Regions from separate parts of the Homo sapiens genome. Here region 2 is linked to region 1. A link is a loop called in an ENCODE intact Hi-C map of the cell type or tissue named here. Cell type or tissue: IMR-90. All regions are shown on one strand. Links, peaks and the distances in the headings refer to the core of each region. The heading gives the core; the rest is flanking DNA.

Region 1 (3,611 bases), core at 728-3,227:
TAGTTGATGACAATTTCGTCCTTGTGGCCTAAAACAGAACACTTCTTGGATTCATCCTTGACTCCTCTCTTTCTCCCCTATCCTACATCCAATTCATCAAGAATATCCCTTGTCTCTTTCTTCAAAACACATCCAGATTCTGACAACTTCTCACTGCCTTTGCTGCTCTTATTCTGATCCCAATACCATCTGGAGGACTGCTCTAGCCTCCTGGAGGCTGCCTTTACTGCTCTTGTTCTGATCCCAATACCATCTGGAGGACTGCTCTGGCCTCCTGAAAGGCCCCCCTGCTCCTATACCTTGCCCCTTATCATCTATTCCATGTGATTCAGGCTTCTGTGACCTCTCTAGTCTCAGCTCCTACCATCCCAGCTCCAGCACAGCAATTCCCTTCTGCTCCTCAGTCAACCTCCAGGCTCCTTCCTTTCCTCAGCCTGAACATCATGCCGTCAAAGATCCACACGGCTCACTTCCTCTCCCTGTCTAAGACTTTATTCAAATCTCATGATCTCATATTGTCATAAGCCAGTTCTCATCATCCTATTTAAACTCACAACTTTAGCTCCTTCCTCAAACACACTATTCCTTTATCCTGCCCTACACTCTTCCTTTTCTTTGTTATTTCTTTCATTTTGGACAGCATGGCATTTATTATCTTCTGACAGTCTATATAATTTACTTTATTATTATGTTTATTATTGATTATGTTTATATTGAATTCCTTTCATCCTCTTCTTGGTAGAGATAGAGTCATTGAGCACGATAATACAGAAGCTGTTGTGTTGCAGATTACCATGGCAATAACGACAACAAAAAAAAGTGCAGTCTTTTTTTTTTAGGCTCCAATTTGAAGACTGCAAGAATCTATCGATAGAGACAAGAACAGGTCTCAACCACAAGAAGCTGCAGCAATATGAAGGAAGGATAGATGGGCAAGGAGAAAAAGGGCAGAAATGGAAGAGAGAAGGGGCTTTTGAATGTCAGTTCAAAGTGGGTTATGTTCAGAATAAAATATGACCTAATCAGAATGGAGAAGAAGCATCTGGACTCTCTGAACCCCAGCCACTGAGGAATAGGGGCCTCTTTCTGTTAATGCACCCTTTCCAATGTGATAAGGCATCAAAACAGGGTGACCGTCTTTTAAAATTACTAATAAGGAAGAAAGTCTACTAGTATGAAGCAATCATTTTTAATCCATTTTTTGATTCAACAGAATTTTTCAAGAGCCTACTGTGTGTAAAGTATTGTGGTTATACTATGGAAGATTTTAAATGGAATGAGAAATTATGTCATCCTGAAGATGCTAGAATATAGTAGAGGGAGGCCAGGCACAGTGGCTCAGGCCTGTAAACCCAGCACTTTGGAAGGCTGAGGAGGGCAGATCACTTGAGGTCAGGAGTTCGAGACCAGCCTCGCCAACACGGTGAAACCCCGTCTCTACTAAAAATACAAAAATTAGCCAGGTGTGGTGGCGGGTACCTGTAATCCCAGCTACTCAGGAGGCTGAAGCAGGAGAATTGTTTGAATCCAGGAGGTGGAGGTTGCAGTGAACTGAGATCTCACCACTGCACTCCAGCCTAGGCAACAGAGAGAGACTCTTGTCTAAAAAAAAAAAATATATATATATATATACACACACATATATATATACACATATATATACATATATATACACACATATATATACACACACATATATATATACACATATATATATACACATATATATACACATATATATACACACATATATATATATAGTAGGGGAAGAGGGCAAATAAACAGATTACTATAAATATAAAGTAGAAATTTTCATTATTGAGGCACAGCAAATGTATTAAGAACAAAGGAAGGGATTATATATTCTGCATGAGGCTAAATCAGCAAGCACCCTGGCTACCAAACTGCAAATAAAGAAGGGACGCTTTCTTTCCTAGCAGCAGTTTATGCTGATTTGAATCAAAAACGCTTTCTCTAGCACGCTAGAGAAACAAAACCCACAAAGTGATAGGCACAAGATAGAGACTTCAGGGTCCTGTGCTGGAGATCTGATGAGTAAACCAAAGCCATGACTCAATAATAGGAATTTGTCTATGGTTTGTTTCAGTATGAAGATCTCTAAGGAAATCCCTTCTGTTGCTTGGCATGGAAACATTGTGAACAACTAGGGACAAATCCCTAGGGAAAAAGGGACTCTGGGGATTACAACAGGGGTTCTTGAGTTCAGCCATGCCTCCAAAAATAGAAAGTACCCCACTGTTGCCCACTGTGGAGAATGTGAATTTGCTTTATTGACAGAGCTTCAGACCTAGAATGAATGATTTTATCTTCTACAATATGGCACAGAGTGTTGTCATTAACAATTGATATGGAGGGCACAACATTTATTAAATTTTTTTAAACTTTTCTTTCCAAATACTGAAGCCAACCGTTAACAACAAACTATTTATTTATAGACAGGATCTCACTTTGCCACCCAGGCTGGCATGCAGTGGCACAATCACAGCTCACAGCAGACTCAACCTCCCTGACTCAAGCAATCCTCCCGCCTTAGCCTCCTGAGTATCTGGAATCACAGGCACACACTACCTTGCATGGCTAATTGATTTATTTATTGTAGAGACAAGTTCTATGTTGCCTAGGCTGGTCTCATAGTCTTGGGTTAAAGCAATCCTCTCACCTAGGCCTCCCAAAGTGCAGATTACAGGCATGAGCCACTGCGCCTGGCCCATAACAATCTATTTATATGATTTCTGGAGTAGTTAGTGACTGGCCTTTCTTTTAATGTGGATCAGATTTCTCTCAACCTCTAAAATAGAAATGATTCATCCTGGAAAGATGGGTATTATGCTACCGAGCCAAAATGCTTTTTTTTTTTTTAGAATGGGAAAAAAATCAGTGTGATTTCTAAGGTTTTACCTAATATCATCCCTAGAAAACAGCTTGCTGAATGTCTTATATAGCTTTGTCTTATAATTAGATTCACATACACAGTGAAAATTTAGCATATACAATTTATTTGAAACCAGATATTTCTGTTTCATGCTGCCCCATACTTTGCCTGATGGACAAACAAAACGAATGCTTATTTTAGAATATTTAAGTTTAACAAACACAAAGCACAGTTAGTTTTCACACAACAGTGCCTCCTTGTAGCAACAACCCTACAAGGCACTTGAGTTGAGCCAGCGGGAGGACCTCCACCCCACATCTTTCAGGATAAAGTGGTAAATGGGAGGTGGTACTAAAGTCCTATAATTCCTCTTAAGCTTTTAAGAAATTCCCTCCATTAATATCAGTAGCTAGTTTTCCTTAAGGCTTTGGTCTGAAGGAATGTATTACTGGCAATCTTGACAAAAGATGTTTTAGTTTATGTGCAGTCGTCTCAAGATTGTACAGATATTTGCTTTGACTAACCTCAGAAATTCAAGCAAAGCCATGTTACAGTAGGCATATAAACAAGCAGGTCACAGGGTTAATGTTTGATGCTAACACTGACTTTTTTCTACCACTCAAAAGCACGCAGGAGCAGTAAGATGTGCTACCCAGAAGCAACAAAAGATAAACACTTAACTATCCGCAGTCAACCAGCTTGGAGCTTTCAGGCGATG
Region 2 (3,611 bases), core at 638-3,137, 110 kb after region 1:
CAAGGTTGCAGCGAGCTAACTTGCATTTTTCTATCAGCTGAGGGTCTGGTGATAGCTGAGTGCAGGAAGATTGTAAGTTACTTGTGCAGGAGGGTTATGTGTCTTGGATCATGAAGAAGGGCAGATTTGTAGCTTATCTGCTTCTTTTTGCATTCCTTTGGTCCCACCAGCCCAACTCCTTTTCTCTAATTAGAACTCCACAAGGGGAACTTCTGGTGCTTCCTCCATGAAAAGGATGACCATCAAGACATTAATATAACATCTGGCCTCTCACCGTCTCTTATTCACTCTGTCTAAGAGGAGGTAGAAACACTTTTCTGAGAAGAATATACTGGGCATGAAACCATCATCACAGGGTTAACAAGAATTCCATGGCAGGTTCTGGACAGAAATAAGGTTACAATTAAGCATTCATCAGGCTGCACTTTGCCCACTTCCATGTAACTGAAAGTCACATAGCACCAGATACAGACCTTTTGCATCCCCACTGTTCCTGTAGATAGGATCTCTGATGATAGAATCATAAAGCTTTTGTTTAAGAATTACTTAAGATGCTTTTCAGACCCTGCATTCTAGTGAAACGGCTGACACAAACCAGTTTGAAGACCCCACAGAGGAACCGAGTCCGCATGAAAATAGCTTCTTCATCACCCCATCCTATGACTTCACCCTGCACTCTTCAACCCATGAAAAATCCCTACAGCTCAATCCACTCTAAACCCATTAAAATCCCTGGCCCCCCAGCCACGCCAGCATAGTGAGACCCCTATCTCTACAAAAAATAAAAAATTAGCCAGACATGGTGGTACACACCTGTAGTCCCAGCTACTCGGGAGACTGAGGTGGGAGGAAGGCAAGACCTACGGAGAGAGAGAGAGAGAGTCCTAACTTCCATTTTTATATATATAATATATATATTATACATATATGCAAATATAGGAATATAGAAATATATATAAATGCAAGTCCTATACTTGCATTTATGTATATTCCTAGCCCCAAACTCCTTGGGGAGGTGGATTTGAGGTTTCCTCCTGTCTCCTTGTTCAGCGGCCTTACGATTAAACCTCTTTCTCTGCTGCAACCCTCAGTGTTGGTATACTGACTTGCTGCACATCGGGCAATGTACTTCTTATGGTCATAGGCATTCTTGGATCAGCTACACCCTTTTCCCTCTTGGAAGTGAACTTAACTGCAAGCACCAAGAGTCCTCTGTTTCTCCATGCTGTAAGTTTTACCTGGTCCAGTGCCTACATGAGTGTGGGGTAAGTATGTTGAATTTTGGAATTACTTCACAGGTCCATTTGGTTCTTGCAGTGAGCTATGGCTTCCAATTTAACCTTGAACAAAAATAAAGGAGAACTGTGGCCCATCTGCTACTCTGGACCTGTCAGGTTTTTCAGAACTTGAGCAGGAAAAACAGGTGCCATTTATCAGCACTCCTCCTCCCACAAGAAACTCTAACATGTGATTTTCATCTCAGGTTCTTATGCATAGATTCCTTGATAGTCATGTTTTGGGTTTTGTTTGTTTGTCTGTTTGTTTTGTTTTGTTTTGTTTTAGAGACAGGGTCTCACTCTGTCACACAGGTTGGAGTGCAGTGGCACAATCATGGCTTCCTACAGCCTCAAACTCCTGGGCTCAAGCGATCCTCCTGCCTCAGGATCCTGAGTAGTTGGGACAACAGGTGCATGCCAGCATGCCTGGCTAATATTTTCTTTGTAAAAATTGTTTATAGAGACAGGGTCTCATCATGTTGCCCAGGCTGGTCTCGAACTCCTGGCTTCAAGCAATCCTCCCAGTTCAGCCTCCCAAAGCACTGGGATTAGAGGCATGAGTCACACTTGGCCAATATCCACTTTTTGTTTCACCCCTCTATCTCTGATCTGGTTCTTCCTGGACTTTTGCTATGACATGGCATTTCTCTATTCTGAAATGTCAGCAAAGTGGACCCTGATCTCCACCCCTGCTAAGTTTGCTGGATGGCTTCAGATTCTGCCTCCCTGCTCTTTGCCAGAGCAACCAATACTATTGGGACGACTCATCTCCAGCCCACAGCGATCTCTAATTCTTTTGAGCACTTGGTGAGGCATGATAGCATAGTTGCTAAGAACATGGGCTCTGTAGCCAGACTGCCTGCATTTGAACAGTTTCCCCATTTAACAGCTGTCTAGCCTTGGGCAAGATACTTAAACTCCCTATAATATGGCATTACATAATAATTGATGCTCTTAAACATGACATGAATCATCAAGCAAAGTTTAAAATCTGTCCAGCATGCTCTGTTTAAGAAAGTGAAAAATATGTAACACATTCTACGAATATTTTTGTCTACAAAAGTTTACAAAATGTTGGTGCTTAAAAGGCTAAGCTTTGATTATCTCAAAACATAATTTAGAAAGGATGCATCACTTCCTGACACAATTGCATAACTGAAGCATGAGTATTAAAACTTTTGGGAAGGTTGGCTGGGTGCGGTGGCTCACGCCTGTAATCCCAGCACTTTGGGAGGCCAAGGCAGGCAGATCTCCTGAGGTCAGGAGTTCAATACCAGCCTGGTCAACATGGTGAAACCCCGTCTCTATTAAAAATACAAAAATTAGCCAGGGGTGGTGATGCACACCTGTAGTCCCAGCTACTCAGGAGGCTAAGGCAGGAGAATCGCTTGAAACCGAGAGGCAGAGGTTGCACTGAGCCAAGATCAAACCACTCCAGCCTGGGCAACAAGAGTGAAACTCCGTCTCAAAACCAAAAAAAAAAAAAAAAATTTGGGACGGCATCCTGGTAGAGTGGAAGAGGTCCATATTTGAAAGCAGGCCTGAGTTTGAATCCCATTTCTGGCACTTGCTGTGTAAACACATGTAAGTTGTTTTATCTTCTTAAGCACCTGTATCTGTCTGTGAAAATGGGGATTGAAATTACTACCTTGCAAAATCATCATGAAGCTTAAATGAAATAATGTAGGTGCAAGAGGATACATGGGCAGCAGCTCTAGGGGTGAGGTGGGGTTCTTCAACAGCCACTACCCCAACCTACTGGGATTTGGACTATGAGTGCTGTGAGTGGAGTTGGACAGAATTCTTCTGCCCACTCACCTATTTGCCCCAGGAATTTACATAGGAACAGGAAGACTCTTGCAGAGAAAGAGATCTTTTCCCCTTGCTATTCAAAATCATTTAAATATATCTGATGGGCTTAACAGGACAATGAGGTCCCTGAGAGAGAATTCTCCCTGAGGGCAGAAGGAGAAGCACACAGGTAACTCCCTAGGTAAGGGCTGAGGAACAAGATGAGCATTGACCCTGGTTCATGACTTAAATCTGTCCTGATTTAGCCTGGTGACAGGCTCATGCCTTGAGAAGAGGCTTTGTGAATGATTCTAAAGAGCTAATGAAGCCATATGATATGCACAAAGGACATCCAAAGCAGTGCTACGAGGGAAATGTGTAGCCTTAAATGCATACAAGAAGAATTGAAATAAATAAAGCATCTAAATCAGGAAAAAGCAGGCAGAAGAAACAGTAAATAAAAGCAGAAATAAATTTGAAAGAAAGAATTATAAAACTAATAAGTATATAACAGAGCTAATCATAGGAAAAAGCAGGCAGAAT

The links. Peaks named below come from ENCODE experiments on the same cell type or tissue, not always from the same donor. Only the 100,000 strongest peaks of a DNase experiment are listed, where the experiment ranks them.
Region 2: it touches region 1 in a loop (5-fold over the local background); 3 of 110 quality-filtered maps call a loop at or near these places.

Annotation. Positions count from the first base shown.
Region 1 is chr10:28,840,971-28,844,581 of GRCh38, reverse strand. No RefSeq gene overlaps it. Among named protein-coding and RNA genes, the nearest start is that of C10orf126, 3.6 kb to the left of the region's middle. In IMR-90, for the core only: no CTCF peak of the experiment used is centred there; DNase peaks (open chromatin) are centred at 2,071 and 2,791; H3K27ac peaks cover 470 bases.
Region 2 is chr10:28,733,628-28,737,238 of GRCh38, reverse strand. No RefSeq gene overlaps it. Among named protein-coding and RNA genes, the nearest start is that of LINC01517, 8.2 kb to the left of the region's middle. In IMR-90, for the core only: no CTCF peak of the experiment used is centred there; a DNase peak (open chromatin) is centred at 2,088; H3K27ac peaks cover 498 bases.